Linked DNA regions of Homo sapiens: region 2 is linked to region 1. The links are chromatin contacts, found by POLR2A ChIA-PET in ENCODE. All regions are on one chromosome and are shown on one strand. Each heading gives the region's core, a stretch centred on a gene start or an enhancer-like site at or near the end of the contact. The rest is flanking DNA. Distances are from core to core; before and after follow the strand shown. Region 1 overlaps KIAA1671. Region 2 overlaps LOC105372997 (a long non-coding RNA gene).

What was found. ChIA-PET counts read pairs that join two places held with the same protein, here RNA polymerase II (POLR2A).
Region 2: POLR2A ChIA-PET joins it to region 1 with 10 read pairs in activated CD4-positive, alpha-beta T cell. The contact joins two enhancer-like sites. POLR2A ChIA-PET finds 5 or more read pairs at or near these places in 2 of 52 experiments (PC-9 and activated CD4-positive, alpha-beta T cell).

Annotation. Positions count from the first base shown.
Region 1 is chr22:25,075,109-25,078,614 of GRCh38, forward strand. The region is part of intron 6 of KIAA1671; the gene reads left to right. Among named protein-coding and RNA genes, the nearest start is that of KIAA1671-AS1, 36 kb to the right of the region's middle. Within about 2 kb of position 1,348, at least 2 of the 41 ENCODE cell types and tissues checked have a DNase peak (open chromatin) inside an H3K27ac peak, as active enhancers do.
Region 2 is chr22:31,294,481-31,297,986 of GRCh38, forward strand. LOC105372997 (a long non-coding RNA gene) reads right to left here. Exons shown (of 4, transcript XR_001755493.3): 2 at 1,461-1,517. Among named protein-coding and RNA genes, the nearest start is that of PIK3IP1, 3.7 kb to the left of the region's middle. RefSeq lists an enhancer at 1,011-1,060. Within about 2 kb of position 1,956, at least 4 of the 41 ENCODE cell types and tissues checked have a DNase peak (open chromatin) inside an H3K27ac peak, as active enhancers do.

The sequences.
Region 1 (3,506 bases), core at 98-2,597:
CTAAACTCCAGACTAAATTCCAGTGGGGGTGATTTTCCCCTGCAAGGGACATTTGGCAATGTCTGGAGACATGTTTGATTGTCACAGCTGAGGACAGGGGTGCTACTGGCATATGGTGGGTAGACACCAAGGATGCTGCTTTACATCCTATAACGCACAGGACAGGTCCTTCCCTCCCCTCCCCTCGACAGCACCAAGAATGATCCTGGCCAAAGTGTCAATTGTGACAAGGCTGAGAAACCTTGTCTTATTCTACTTTCACCAGTTTTGTCACGAATGTTCTTTTTTGGTTCCAGGATCTAGTTCAGGGTCCCACATTGTATTTTTTCGCTTTTAGTTTCATCCCTAGTAGGGCCTCATCACTGCCAGCTGAATGAGTGAATCAGTGCGCATCTTTTTTTTTTTGAGATGGAGTCTCTGTCACCCAGGCTGGAGTGCAGTGGCGTGATCTCGGCTCACTGCAACCTCTGCCTCCTGGGTTCAAGCGATTCTCCTGCCTCAGCCTCCCAAGTAGCTGGGACTACAGGCACGTGCTACCACACCCAGCTAATTTTTTGTATTTTTATTTTTAGTAGAGATGGGGTTTCACCGTGTTAGCCAGGATGGTCTCTATCTCCCAAAGTGCCAGGATTACAGGCGTGAGCACTGCACCCAGTCATCAGTGCGCATCTTTTTTTTTTTTTTTGAGACAAAGTCTCACTCTTGTTCCCAGGCTGGAGTGCAGTGGCGCGATCTCGACTCACTGCAACCTCCTCCTCCCGGGTTCAAGCGATTCTCCTGCCTCAGCCTCCCGAGTAGCTGGGATTACAGGCGCCTGCCACCATGCCCGGCTAATTTTTGTATTTTTAGTAGAGATGGGGTTTCACTGTGTTAGCCAGGCTCGTCTCGAACTCCTGACCTCAGGTGATCCACCCGCCTTGGCCTCCCAAAATGCTGGGATTACAGGCGTGAGCCACTGCACCCAGCCTGTCAGTCCTTATCTTTTTGTGTGTCCACTGGCAGCATAAAAAAATCTGCCATGTTATTTAAAAAGTTTGTAACCATGATATTTAATAGCTGCTTAATATTCCTACCTGTTGTCAGCCTTGGTTTATGGGGTACTGGTTTCATTTACTTTGGATATATACCCAGAAGAGGGATTGGTGAATCTAGTAGCCAATTCTTTGTGGTTGGAAACTTAGGTTATTCCCAGGTGTTTATTGTATGCATAATTGTTCCCCGCCTTAAATCTTGATTCACATTTCGAGCTGTCTCCTGTGTCAGCTTCTTAGAAGTGGGGCCAAGCGTGGGCTGCAACAGGTTTTCTGCAAAGTTGTCACTTGGTGGTGGGATGTTTTTAGCTTCCTGTTGGCAGCCTGAGTCCTTCTCATAGCTGCACTTCTCTTCTGGGGGGAGAAACCACTATCACCATCAAGCTTGGTGCTGGTCCAGCAACAGTTGGGGCATGGGGAGAGAGATTAAGTTTCTCTTTCAAACTATTAGTAAGAATAGCTGAGGGCTACAGCCTCTGGTGTGGCTGTTGTGAGTTATTTAATCTCCTTTGTTGCTGAGATAACCTCGCCAGACGGTCCCAAGGCCTGTGGCCTTGCTAGGGGCATCAAGCTGCTCTCTTGGGGTTATCAATTACAGCAGTAGTAATTAGTGATATAAGCAATAGTCATATGATGATAAAAGTCACCATCACCACCACCACTCCTACTGAGTGCTCACAAAATCCTGAGCCTGTACTAAACGCCTTTCAGAGGGGTCTCATTATATCCTTATAAGAACCCCAATGGGTTGATCTCATTATTACCTGCATTTTGCAATTAGGGAAACTGAGGCCTTGAAAGGCTAGGTATCTCCTCCAAGGTCCCCGGCTAGGAAGTGCTAGAGCCTGTATTTGAACCCAGCTCTCCCTCTATTATTTTTACTACTTCGTGGAGTCTGATCTTCTGGTTTCTCAGATGGGGAAACTGAGGCCCATGGTGTTGAAGCAACTTCCCAGCCTACAGGAAAGCTTTCTATGCATATCAAGCTTTGCAACGAGGAGGATGACAGAAGAATGTGGCACTAGGCGAGGCGGGGCTCTGGAGGGAGAACCCTGGCCTAGAATCCTGGCCCTGTCTCTACTGGGTGTGTGGCTTTTGGTAAATCACATCATGGCTGTGGGCATCAGTTTCCCTCTCTATAAGTGGCAGTGGTCAGCCCCACCTTGGAGGAACTGTGCTGAGGATTAGCTAAGAATAAGGGGCATTAGTGTCCTTGGCACAGGGCTGGACTTAGAGTGGGCATTTAATATGGAGATGGTGTTTGTTGGGAGCTGGGGAGGGCTCTGATATAATGGCAGGGACCCCCACCTCCTGTCCCATGCTCTTCCCAGCTGCCTCTCCAGCCCCGCCCAGGGTCTGTGAGGCTGACTCTCGCAGGCTTCCTCTACTCCAGCCTCCCATGGCAGAGGTGGCTGCTTTCAGTGTAGTGAGGAACTGCTGAGTGGCCCGTGGGGCGTGACACCCCAGCTGGGGCTTCTGATAGCTTCTTGGGGAAGGTGCAGATCCCTCACCTGCCCTTTTAAGATCCTCCTGCAGGGTCCGTGTTCCATGCCTTGGTCTCCCTGGAGATGGGAAATCACTGTGGTTTTCATTGTGTTTCTAAGCTTCATGTCCCCACGTTTGACTCTGTGACCAGATTTTTGAATGGAAAAAATCTAAATGTGGTTAGTTCCACTGTTTTCTCCCCAGACCCTCTTGCTACTTGTTCATTTGGCTGTGGCCCTCACTCAGCGTGTAATCACCTCTAGGTGACAGTAGTAATAATAATAGTCATGAAACAGCAAAAGATATTATCCTCTTTGACGCTAAGTGCCTCAGTGTGTGGGATCTTGATTAATCCTCACAAATAGCCCTGAGGGGTGGATTTTATTATTATTTTACCGAAGAGAAAACTGAGATTCTGAGAGGCTGAGTAACCACCAGATATGCAACAGCTGGCCAGGGGCAGAGCTGGGATTTGAACTTGGAAATCTGACTCCAAAGCTAATTTGATGACTACATGCAGTCTCTGTCAGGCAGGGAGGTTGCTTGTGTGTTTACCACTGAACTCTCAGCCCTTGGCCCAGTGCCTGGCACATAATAGGTGCTTAATAGATGTGGGCTGGCCAGGTGCAGTGGTTCACGCCTGTAATCCCAAGACTCTGTGAGATCAAAGCGGGAGGATTGCTTGAGCCCAGGAATTTGAGACCAGCTTGGGTAACACAGCAATACTCAGTCTCTACAAAAGAATTTTTTTTTGAATAGCCAAGTATAATGGTGTACGCCTATAATCTCAAATACTCAGCAGGCTGAGGCAGAAGGATCACCTGAGCCCAAGAGTTCGAGGCTGCAGTAAGCTAGGATTGTACCACTGCTTCCCAGCCTGGGAGACAGAGCAAGACCCTGTCTCAAAAAGAAGTAAAAAATAAAAATAGATGTGGGCTGATGGACCACCCTGTTGACCTGACATGTTGAAAGCTATTGTGGGGACAAATG
Region 2 (3,506 bases), core at 706-3,205, 6.2 Mb after region 1:
CTCTTGACTTGGTCTACCCTGTGAATTACACCCTAGAGTCTGTAAATTTATTCACACATATTCATACACAGATACGGTAGCATTTTAAAATTTGGCCAGGTATAGTGGCTCACACTTGTAAATCCCAGCACTTGGGAGGCCAAGGTGGGAGGATGAGCCCAGGAGTTTGAGACCAGCCTGGGCAACATAATAAGACCCTCATCTCTACAAAAAAAAAAAAATAGGTAGGTGTGGTGGCACTCATCTGTAGTCCCACCTACTGAGGTGGGAGGATCATTTGAGTTCAGGAGTTGGAGGCTGCAGTGACCTGTGATCATGCCACTGCACTCCAGCTTGGGCAACAAAGAGAGACCCTGTCTTAAAAAAAAAATTTATTTTTTTTGAGACAGAGTCTTGCTCTGTTGCCCAGGCTGGAATGCAGTGGCGCCATCTCGGCTCGCTGCAAGCTCCGCCTCCTGGGTTCACGCCATTCTGCCTCAGCCTCCCGAGTAGCTGGGACTACAGGCGCCCGCCACCACGCCCGGCTAATTTTTTGTATTTTGTTTAGTAGAGACGGGGTTTCACTGTGTTAGCCAGGATGGTCTCGATCTCCTGACCTCGTAATCCGCCTGTCTTGGCCTCCTAAGGTGCTGGGATTATAGGTGTGAGCCACTGCGCCTGGCCAAAATTTTTTTTTAATTTAACAATTCCAATATAATAGGGATTTTTAAATTTTATTAATTTTACAAATATTTTTGAGAATCTGCTACATGCTAAATATAGTTGTAGATACTGGGAATACATCTGTGAACAAAATATTTGAAATCTCTGCCCTCATGAAGCTTATATTCTAATTGGGAGAGACATGATAAACATGTAAAATATTAGGTAATCTTAAGCGTTATGCGAAAAAAAGTGAAGCAGAGTAAGGGAGAGAGTAACAGGGTGATATTCCACTTGCCAAAGAAAGCATATACTATTTTCAGGGAAGTAGTAGGATATTTCTATAGCAAAAAGCTGAAGGGGAAGGGCTCTTTGCACAATTTTTGGTGGGAGGGGTCCTATGTTTACTCTTACAGTGCAGCAGGAGACATATGATGTGCATTTTGTTTCATTACATAAAATACAGGCTTGAGGAAATGAGAGTAGTTTTAAATTTCAGAACAGCAGAAGGTTCTTTGAAGTTGGTCACTCAGCACGTAATGTATTGCCTTTGTATGCAGCGAGGGTTCATTTATTGATATCTGATGAAATGCTCCTCCTTAGATTTTGAAGGGCTACTTTTGCTGGATTGTAATACTTTTCCCTCTGATTACGGTAGAGACAGGCTATAACAGGCCAGCACTTGTACTAGTTTCAGATTATCTACCATGCCTATGTAGGGATGCTAGTATTTCTACCTCAGAAGCCCAAGGCTTCTTTACCTGTTGCTGTTGTCATCTAATTTTCCTATTTAAAAAATACTATTTTCCCTAACTTACCTTGATACTCAGCAAAACCATATTTTGTGTCATGTGTCTTATCAGGAACAGCACTGCCTAGAAAAGATACAAAGCCAGAAGATTTTTTTCAGCTTAGTCATGTCTATTTTTTCTCCCCTGTAACTAAGACATTTATCAGCATGATTGATTGGATTTTTTTAGGGGGCGAGGGAATGAAGGACTTGATTCTCAGTCCTTCAGAGATGTACTCTAACAGGTTCAGTACCTTCCTTCCTCAAGGCAATCAGATTTGGTTTAGAAATGTGCCTCTTGTCTTTTTCTGATGATCCAGATTTGAACTTTGCTCCATTTATTGGGGCAAGATGGCCATATTTTATGGCCTGTAGTTAGCGCAGACTTCAGATTTCTTCTGAAAATATCACGGCAATAATAATGTGATACAGTGCTACTCAAATACTTAAATTTTGAGTTGTTTATATCCTTGAAGACAACATTGTGAAACATAATACTCATATCCTCAGTTTCGTATTAGATGATTACTAATCCAGAGACAAAGCTGTGCGATGAAATCAGGAAATATTCTCCAGAGTGTTTCCCAAGAAGGATGGGCACTTCATTTTGTTAACAGGATATGTTAGTGAGTGAACTCTAATAAGGAAGTTATAAAGCTGTTAAAAGGCTTAAGAATCCTTTTTTGTCAGCAAAAGAGGGCCAAAGTGTTGGTAAAAATCTTTGGAATAAGACCTAATGAGTTGGCTCCAGCAATTCACTTTATATGATGTGCTGTAGAAGTAGCTACTGAAATTGTGCTCAATATTTTGGTGTATAATTACAAACTGAGCAGGAATGGTTTTATGCAGCTTGTTAGGGAAATAATATTCTAGTCAAAATATGTAAACACCAAGGCTGTTTCTTTGAAGTGTAGCCTTCAAAGAGTTAGGTTATATCCATTTTGTGTATGCTTGGTACATAGTTTAGTTTTAATAAATGCTTGAAATAAAGGGGAAAAGCAGAGTACCATGTAAGGAAAAGCAGTCTAATGAGCCGACAGAGAGAACAGATTTTTTTTAGGGTAAACTACAGAATAGCCAAGAAGGCTTGTCAATCACAGGTTGCTTTCAGAAATAAGACATTCCACACTGGAAACTAAGGAGCCACAAAGGCAGAGAACTTGGGAACATGTCACTGGTGTTGAGAAATAAAAGGAAGAATAAATTCTGAATGAGAGTGGATTTTGATTTAGCTTAGATAACATGGTTTTCACATTGATGAAAACAGTCTTCAGTGTCACAGGAAGAATGCAGAAACTACAAACTTAATTGGTTCATAAGGCTAGACTGTCAATATAAAAGGTGAATTCACCCAGTAAGCTACAATTATGCCTCTCTTGGAAGGGGATCTGATATTCTCCAATTTCAGTAAACTGGATTTGCAGTTTTAAAATGTATTAACACCCAGTATGAGCTTAGTACTGACTTTTAAAGTAGGAGAAGCAGTATACCAAATAATTTATGAGCGTAGGCTTTGGGGTTTTTTTTTGTTTTTGTTTTTGTTTTTGAGACAGAGTCTCGCTCTGTCGCCCAGACTGGAGTGCAGTGGTGCGATCTTGGCTCACTGCAACCTCCGCCTCCCAGGTTCAAGCGAGATTCTCTTGCCTCAGCCTCCCGAATAACTGGGATTACAGGCACCCGCCACCACGCCCAGCTATTTTTTGTATTTTTAGTAGAGATGGGGTTTCACCATGTTGGCCAGGCTGATCTCAAACTCCTGACCTCGTGATCCACCCACCTCAGCCTCCCAAAGTGCTGGTATTATAGGCATGAGCCACCACGCCCAGCCGAGCGTAGCCTTTGAAAATACTTGGGTTCTAGTCTTAGCACTGCACTATGATCTTAGTTCCTTGCCTACTAACAAAGGAAAAAAAAAACTTTTTAAATGTTTAAAAAGATCTTAGGTAAGTTACTTAGCATCTATAATTTTAAGCTTTCTTAGCCTGTTATCATAGTGGTTAAGAATGCAGGCACCAACATGAGGATTCAAATCCCAGCTCTGTTGCTTCCTAGCTATGTCATCTTAGGCAAGCTA